3 separate regions of the Homo sapiens genome follow, and regions 2 and 3 are each linked to region 1. Evidence: chromatin contacts called from ENCODE Hi-C or POLR2A ChIA-PET data. All regions are on one chromosome and are shown on one strand. Each heading gives the region's core, a stretch centred on a gene start or an enhancer-like site at or near the end of the contact. The rest is flanking DNA. Distances are from core to core; before and after follow the strand shown.

What was found. A loop is a pair of places that touch in the nucleus more often than their neighbours do. ChIA-PET counts read pairs that join two places held with the same protein, here RNA polymerase II (POLR2A). Pooled maps may share reads with other maps.
Region 2: a pooled map shows a loop between it and region 1 (6-fold over the local background). The contact joins the promoter of KNTC1 here to the promoter of SIRT4 in region 1. A Hi-C loop is called at or near these places in 8 of 50 pooled maps. POLR2A ChIA-PET finds 5 or more read pairs at or near these places in 3 of 52 experiments (CD4-positive, alpha-beta T cell, CD4-positive, alpha-beta memory T cell and GM10248).
Region 3: a pooled map shows a loop between it and region 1 (8-fold over the local background). The contact joins the promoter of OGFOD2 here to the promoter of SIRT4 in region 1. A Hi-C loop is called at or near these places in 8 of 50 pooled maps. POLR2A ChIA-PET finds 5 or more read pairs at or near these places in 2 of 52 experiments (CD4-positive, alpha-beta T cell and K562).

Annotation. Positions count from the first base shown.
Region 1 is chr12:120,300,997-120,303,696 of GRCh38, reverse strand. It overlaps SIRT4 (sirtuin 4), which reads right to left and starts at 1,376. Exons shown (of 4, transcript NM_012240.3): 1 at 1,319-1,376; 2 at 1-136. The coding sequence starts at 135.
Region 2 is chr12:122,525,922-122,528,621 of GRCh38, reverse strand. It overlaps KNTC1 (kinetochore associated 1), which reads right to left and starts at 1,373. Exons shown (of 64, transcript NM_014708.6): 1 at 1,271-1,373. RSRC2 (arginine and serine rich coiled-coil 2) reads left to right here and starts at 1,686. Exons shown (of 10, transcript NM_023012.6): 1 at 1,686-1,774. The coding sequence starts at 1,769. RefSeq lists an enhancer at 1,547-2,006.
Region 3 is chr12:122,973,923-122,976,622 of GRCh38, reverse strand. It overlaps OGFOD2 (2-oxoglutarate and iron dependent oxygenase domain containing 2), which reads right to left and starts at 1,379. Exons shown (of 7, transcript NM_001304833.2): 1 at 1,240-1,379; 2 at 756-812. The coding sequence starts at 1,371. It also overlaps a transcript of ABCB9 not described here. RefSeq lists an enhancer at 1,475-1,934.

The DNA of each region.
Region 1 (2,700 bases), core at 127-2,626:
TTTGACCTTCTCAGGGTCCAGAGGAGGACTTGCTGGCACAAATAACCCAATGGAGGCTTTCGAGCACGGCTGGCTGGGGTTTGCGATCCAACGGCCTTTTGCTGACCTGAAAGTCAACGCAAAGCTCATCTTCATTCTAGAGAAAAAGAAGCCTCATGTGAGAAACTGGGGTGGTTTTTTTTTTTTCTCATTTTTTGTTTGTTTGTTTTCGTTTTGTTTTTTGAGACAGAGTCTCCCTCTGTTGCCCAGGCTAGAGTACAGTGGCATGATCTTGGCTCACTGTAACCGCCGCCTCCCGGGTTCAAGTGATTCTCCTGCCTCAGCCTCCAGAATAGCTGGGACTACATGGCCACCATGCCCGGCTAATTATTGTATTTTTAGTAGAGGCAGGGTTTCACCATGTTGGCCAGGCTAGTCTCGAACTCCTGAGCTCTAGTGATCTGCCCGCCTCGGCCTCCCAACGTGCTGGAATTACAGGTGTGAGCCTCTGAGTCTGGCCCTAATGAGTCAGGTTTTGTTTGATTTTGTTCATGTAATTAAGCACACACACGCATTCCTTTTATTTTTTCATTTCCCCCTTATTTTAGTTTACCCTCCACTGCAAGCTCTGCTACTTGGACACATCAGAGAGACAAGACCCCTGCCCGTCAGCTTTTCTAGCTGTAACAATAGAGGGCCGGGTGCGGTGGCTCACGTCTGAAATCCCAGCACTTTGGGAGGCCGACGCAGGCAGATCACTTGAGATCAGGAGTTCGAGACATGCCTGGCCAACATGGTGAAACCCCGACTCTACTAAAAATACAAAAAAAATTAGCCGGGCATTGTGGCACGTGCCCGTAATCCCAGCTACTAGGGAGGCTGAGGCAGGAGAATTGCTTGAACCCGGGAGGCGGAGGTTGCAGTGAGCCGAGATCGCGCCGTTGCACTCCAGCCTGGGCGAAGAAGCAAGACTCCGTATCAAAAAAAAAAAAAAAAAGAAAAAGAAAAAACTTTGACATATTATTTGACACAATGCAATGCATAAATCCTCTAGTGACATGCACCCCGTATGTAAACATTATTTTATGTTTGGCTTTCCAGATCTGAGATCAGGACCCCGCTTTCTCCTTGACATTCCACAGCAAAACGTGAACAGCTGAACAAACACACAGTCCGGTTTCCCGAGACCAAAGGGTCAGGGGAAACCCCCGCTGAAAACGTGCATCAGTGGAACAACTACTCTCTTCCAGGTCCCACCGAGGGCAAAGAGGAGAAATAGAATCCCTCACAAGAAATCCACAACTTCTAGAAATCCGCAGCACACACAGAACACACTTACCTCTCACAGCTCTACGGACACTTCACACCCCACAGTGGGACCGTCTGATTGCATTTGCATTTTGGGACATGTAGTCCAGAAAGCTTAAATGATGCGAGAAAAACCACAAGTCCCACAATCCTCCGCGTCTCGCAATTGACAGCCCCAGATCATCCAGGAACGCCCCCTGTCGGCTCTTTCTGGTCAGAGGTTCCCCCGTTAATATAAAAGCTTTTAATCATGGATTTTTTTCTTTGTTTTCAATTTCTGTGGGCACTTAGTAGGTGTATATATTTATAGTGTACATAAGATTTTTTTTCTTTTTTCTTTTTTTTTTTTAAGACGGAGTTGTTGTTTTTTTTTTTTGAAAAAACTCCAGTCTGGAGTGCAGTGGCACGATCTCGGCTCACTGCAACCTCCCTCTCCCGGGTTCAACCGATTCTCCTGCCTCAGCCTCCCGAGTAGCTGGGATTATTTTTGTATTTTTAGTAGAGACGGGGGTTTCGCCATGTTGGCCAGGCTCGTCTTGAACTCCTAACCTCAGGTGATCCGCACGCCTTGACCTCCCAAAGTGCTGGGATTATAGGCGTGAGCCACTGCGCCCGGCCATCTTTTCTCTTATTTTTTGTCTTTTTTTCTTTTCTCTGTGCCTGTCTATGCTTTACCCACATGAGATGTTTTGATACAAACATGCAATGTGAAATGAGCACGTCATTAATCATGGATCTAGATTTGACTTTTTTTTAAAGTTTTTGTATTTTTAGTAGAGACAGAGTTTCACCATGTTGGCCAGGCTGGTCTCGAACTCCCGACCTCAGGTGATCCGCCAACCTCGGCCCCCCAAAATGCTGGGATTACAGGCCTGAGCCACTGTTCCCGGCCTAGATTTGACTCATTCTAAACATCAGAGTTTGTGATCCTTTTCATTCACAACGACAGTATCAAGTTATTTGCTATTGGTAAAATACCTTGAACTTGTGAAGAAATGTGTTTATACATATCTGAAAAAGTGATAGTTTGTTGTTGTTGTTGTTGTTGTTTGTTTGTTTGTTTTTGAGACGGAGTCTCGCTCTGTTGCCCAGGCTGGAGTGCAATGGTGCCATTTCGGCTCACTGCAACCTCCGCCTCCCGGGTTCAAGCAATTCTCCTGCCTCAGCCTCCTGAGTAGCAGGGATTATGGGCGCATGCCACTACGCCCGGTTAATTTTTTTATTTTTAGTAGAGACAAGGTTTCACCATGTTAGCCAGGATGGTCTTGATCTCCTGACCTCGTGATCTGCCCACCCTAGCCTCCCAAAGTACTGGGATTACAGGCGTAAGCCACTGTGCCCAGCCAAAAGTGATGTTTTTACAGTTAATATGAAGCCAAATATATTATACCTGGACTAATGTACTTAACCTGC
Region 2 (2,700 bases), core at 124-2,623, 2.2 Mb before region 1:
GGATACCAATACCAAGGGACTAATTTAGTTGTACCCACCTGAAGGAGTTTTCTATTTTTCACTTCTGGTTTTTTGAGAGACGAGGGTCTCACTATTTTGCCCTGGCTGGCCTTGATCTCCTGGGCTCAAGCAATCCTTCTGCTTCAGCCTCCAAATGTTTTGAGTTTTAAATGTTCACAGAACAATGCTTGGTTGATGGCAAACATTCAATTTTAGGTGTTAGCTAATTTGTTATTGGGCTGAGAATTGAAGATCATAGTTTTATAAATGTTTAAAGAGTTCTTCCTAAGAGCATAAGCAAGGGAACAGAAACAAAACATGTTTGGAGAATAGAGAAGTTTCAGTGGCTGGTGTTTGGGTGGGAGTGAGGAGATGAAGAAGGAGGGACAGGTTGGAATGAATACCTTTATGGGTCTCAATTTCCCACATCTGTGAAATAGAGAAACCGCCCGTAACTGCCATATTTACTTATTCAACAAATGTTTATTGAATACCTATTTACTATGTGCCAGACACCTTTCTAGGAACTGGGAATATAGCTTGAACAGAACACAAAATGTCTTTGCCATTATGAAGTTTATGTTTTTGCGGGAAAAACGGACAAAAATAAAATTGTTAATACGTATCTTGTTATGCTACCTCCACAAAAAAGCAACTGCACAAATAATTACAAAAAGTGCTAAATGATTTGAAGGAAACAGTGATTAAATGGATAAGGTGAGGCGTCGCTGAAGAAGGATTTGTTTGGGAAGGGAAGGAGGTGACATCTGAGCTGAGACCTGAATAACAAGAAGTACGCAAAACTTAGGCGGAACGCGACGTAGGCAGAGGGAACAGAGTGCAAAGACTCGGAGGCTGGGTAGGAAGCGTTTGATGCTGCTGCCGGGTCAAAGCAAAAGCAGAAGACAGTGAGGGAGAGAGCAGTGGAGTCCAATAAAACCTCGACCTCAAGATTGAATTTTATTCTCAGTACAAGGGGTAGAAGGGGAACTCAGCAAACGAGTGGTCTGATTTTATAATTTTGAGATCACTCTGGCGGCGGAATGCAGAACAGATTCGCGAATACGAGAGAATGAGCAAGATGAAACACTTGTCAGTTAGGCCTCCATACTTAAACGCTCTCCGCTGGACATCGCCGCCAGCAAAAACCGACTCCAACCTCTCTCCTGCCAGCGTCAAGGGGAAAACAACAGGAACTGAGCAGAGGCTGCAGCTACTTCGTCCTGAACCCACCCCCAGTTCCCTACACAGCGCAGCTCCCCGTCCTCACCTGCAATTGAAGAAACTAAAGAGGAACACTCAGATATCTGGCCCCTCTTCCTGACTCACACAACCGCCTCTAGTCTTTAGGTTCCATGCCACAGGCTTAAATTGGCGGGAGAACACTAAACCCAACCCCTTTACGGCGGCCGGAAGAGACCAAGATTACTTTAGACTCGAAATAGGAAGTTGCCCCACCCTGAGTTCCGCCCATTCCGTTCTCCCGACTGCGCATTCCGGGGGTGTATTCTTGGCCCCGCCCTCTTCACGGTCTTTACACTCCCCTATGAAAGAACACCCAATCACCGCCTCGAATTGCGTTGTTATAGAAACTTTTGTTACCGCCCCTTTTTCTCCCAGCAAGCTGTGCGACGCGCCGGGCCTCCTCGCCTTTGTGCCATCCGGGTCTCTCGCGCGAGCGATTTAGTCTGAGGCGAAGCTTCGGAGCGGCCGGTACTGTTGAAAGCGACAAGTGGAGGCGCCGCTCTAGCGGCCGGGACTCTGAACTATGGCGGTAGGTACCGAATCTGAGTTTAAAGCCAGGGATATTTTTCTGCTACGTTCCAACAGTGGGTGAACGGCTCCCAGAACCTTGTTCGTGTGTATGTGTGTAGACAAAATGGCGCCGCGGCCTTCTTCTGCGCCCGCCATCATGGCTGCCTGCTGTAGGGAGGGGGAAGTAAGGCGGTGTTGGTGGGGGTGGGGAGCCGCAGGGAGTGCCTTTTTTTTTCCAGAACTTTCCTCCTCTCTTCCCCAACCCTACGTTCCTTTCGCCTCACTGAACTTCCTCCATTTTCGCTTATTCACCCTGGCTAGTGATTTATTCTAAGTTTTTTTTAGGGCCTGAGAATTTGCGGTGGAGAAAGGGGCTGGGGAAGAGAAAGACGATCAGGAGTGGTCTCTGAAAAGTATTGGGTCAAAAAGGCAGTGTCTGTAAAGGGTAGTGTGGGAGAAGAGAGCGACTTGTAGCTATTTTTTTTTTTGTACGCTCAATGAGATGCTTCTAGTTGCATAATTTCAATTAGTGTTCGTCCGTGTAAACCTTATTATTGTGTATTAACGAGCTAGGAAGGTATTGCTGAAAGGGAGTGAAAATTCAACTTAAAAGGTTGTGGAACTACCAATTCTGACTGATGCGCGGTTTCCGAAGTGGCCCGTGATGTAATCAATTTGAAGTCCGAGAAGCGTTACAGTTAAGTCTTGTCACTGACCTTGTTCCTTTAAATTTAAACCCTTCGTTGGCCGGGCGCGGTGGCTCACGCCTGTAATCCCAGCACTTTGGGAGGCCGAGGCGGGCGGATCACGAGGTCAGGAGATCGAGACCATCCCGGCTAAAACGGTGAAACCCTGTCTCTACTAAAAATACAAAAAAATTAGCCGGGCGTAGTGGCGGACGCCTGTAGTCCCAGCTACTTGGGAGGCTGAGGCAGGAGAATGGCG
Region 3 (2,700 bases), core at 130-2,629, 2.7 Mb before region 1:
GCCTCCCATCCTCCTGAGGCCACTGTACAGATGAAGAAACTGAAGCCCAGAACGCCAGACAGGGCCCAGGCTGGAAGCCAAGTCTAGCCTACACTCCTGAATCTATCTGGGTCAACTGCAAGTTCCAGACTGTTAGCTGAAAGGGACTTCTAGAAGGGGACCCATCCTGTTTCAGGCTGCCCCAACCTGAGCCTAGCTGGGATGAGAACCCCTAGATGTACCTCAACCATCTGGGCCCACACAGGGACAGGAGACAGTCATGGCCAAGTCCTGTGTTCCAGAGGTTGCTGAGGACTCTCCTGGGAAGCTTCCCACCACTGACTCCAGGGGAAGGAGGAGGAGGGAGTGGGGCAGCAGCCCTGGCAGCAGCCTGCGGGGTATATGGTAAGGTGTGAGGAGCCCAGGGGCCTGGAAGCTGTGGCTGGGATCACATCTGCTCCTGCTGTAAAAGCTTGGGCAAGGGATCCCTCTTTAAGCCTCAGCTTCTCAATCCAAAATGAGAGTGGTGCTTGTGCTTATCTCACAGAGCTGTTAAGAACGGCATGACTAGGCAACTTAGCAACTTAGCATTTCCCCTTCTCTCTCCTGGTGCCAAGACTCAGGTGTGGAGGGATGAGTGGGGGGCAGGAAGGAGGAAAGTGAGGGCCTAAGTGACCCTTCAGGGATCAGGGACTGAGGCTAGGCTCAAGCTGTGTCCTCAAGCTGCGGACACAAATCTAACGAGGAGGAGCTGTGCAGGGGCAGGGGACTGGTACCTCTGCTAACAGCTGCTGGAAGTCCTTGGCGCTAACACAGCCTCGGCTGCGCAGGATCTGGGAGCAGAAAGAACACTGAGCATGACTGTATGACCTGAGGAAATCCCTTCACTCTCTAAGCCTCAGTTTCCCCTGCTTAAAATGGGGAGAGGAGCCCCGACCTCAAAGGATCATGGAGAGAATGAACTGCGGAACCCTGTCAAGCTCAGGACAGGGCTCCGGGCTGGTGTTGCTGTGAGGCGGCAAGCTGAGCCCGGCCCTGTCCTAAGCACCCTACATGCTTGTTCATTCCTTCCTCACAATCTCACAGGGAGATACTATTACCCCTTTACGGTGAGAAAACCGAGGCAGAGAGAGGCCGTCATTCTTGTATTTGAAGATACGGTGCGCGGCGTGCGCAAAGCAAACGACCCTGGGGACGAACTTCCCTCCTCCACTACCCCTCTCTGCCCACTGCTCCGTAGGGACGACAGCGGCCACTCACCGGGCCGTAGTCCCGGCGCAGCTGCTGCTCGCCTCGGAAGCGCACGTGCAGCCCATAGCGCGCCACGTACAAGTTATCGGTGCAGAAGCAGGCGCAGCGGCAGAAGTGCCGCGGAGCCCCCACCGTCGCCATAGTGAAGCACCCACAGCCCTACCAGCTTCCGTAGAGAGACTTCGGGCACGCCCCCAACCGCGGGAGGCGCGGAACCAGCGGCCAAGGGGCCGCTCTAAGTTCCCAAGGGCGGAAAAGGACGAAGACGCACCTCGCCAGGAAACGGTCTGCGGAGAAAGATGCTCCTGGGCCGGGTTGGGACCGGCGGCCTCCTCGTTCCGCCTCCCAGTTTTCCCACTACGAGGCAGGGACTAATGGCTCCACTTTACAGACAGCTGAACTGGGTCGTGCCTTCACAGGACGGGGAGAGGAAGGGACTCGGAGCCCCAAGGCCTTTGACTTAAACGCCGACCCACCCCCCGCCGTCTGCCCGGAGCTCGTGGAGAACCAGCCGAGCTGAGGACAGTTTAAAGAGCTCGGAGGTCCGACTAGTTCCCGCTGGTGCTTCAATCATCCAGCCCTGTACGTTTCAGTTTGGATTTAGCATCTACCCCGGGTCCCTGCCTGGCGCTTCCGGTCCCTCCGCCACAGTCTGTTGGATTACCTCAGATTGCCCCAGTGAGTGTCTCCACCAAAACGCTCCGTCTCGCATTACTTCCGGTGGCGTTCCCAATGGACGCGGGAGGGCGGGGTCAGGTGTGGGAGGGCGACGGGGCGTGGTCTCACCGCAGCCAACAAATGACAACTCTTGCAGACCGAGCCTCTTCTCTCCCCGGACCTTTGCTCAGGAATCTACCAGCATTAAACCTTTGAGCTAGGTACTATTATATCACCGTCTTACAGATGAGGAAACTGAGACCCAGAGAGGCACAGGGACCCGCCGCAGGTCACACATCCAGTAAGGGGCAAATATGGCGTTTGAACCCTACAGAGTTCCCCAGTTAACCACCACAGGGCTTCTGGGAGTGGTGGAAGTATGTGGGATTTGGGGTTTTCTCGTGCAGAGCTGCCCGGCCCGAGAAGGTGTTTAACGTTTTACAGTCGTCTTGATTGCCCAGTGATAGTGAGAGGCCCTGCTATCTAGGAAAGGATCCATTTCCCCAGATCAATGTTCATTACCCGCCTAACTGCCCTTTTTCCCCAGGAGGCCCAGGGCAGGTCGGCTCCCCAGCCACCCACCAGGCAGGCCTGGCACATGCAGCACCCCACCCCACCCTCACCCCCTCTCCGTTTGCAGCAGTTTGCAAGATGAGTGTGTTGTACCTATCAGTTTATTTATTTGTTTATTTACTTTTTGAGATAGAGTTTCACCCAGGCTGGAGTGCAGTGGCGCGATCTCCGCTCACTGCAACCTCTGCCTCCCGGATTCAAGCAGTTTTCCTGCCTCAGCCTCCCGAATAGCTGGGATTA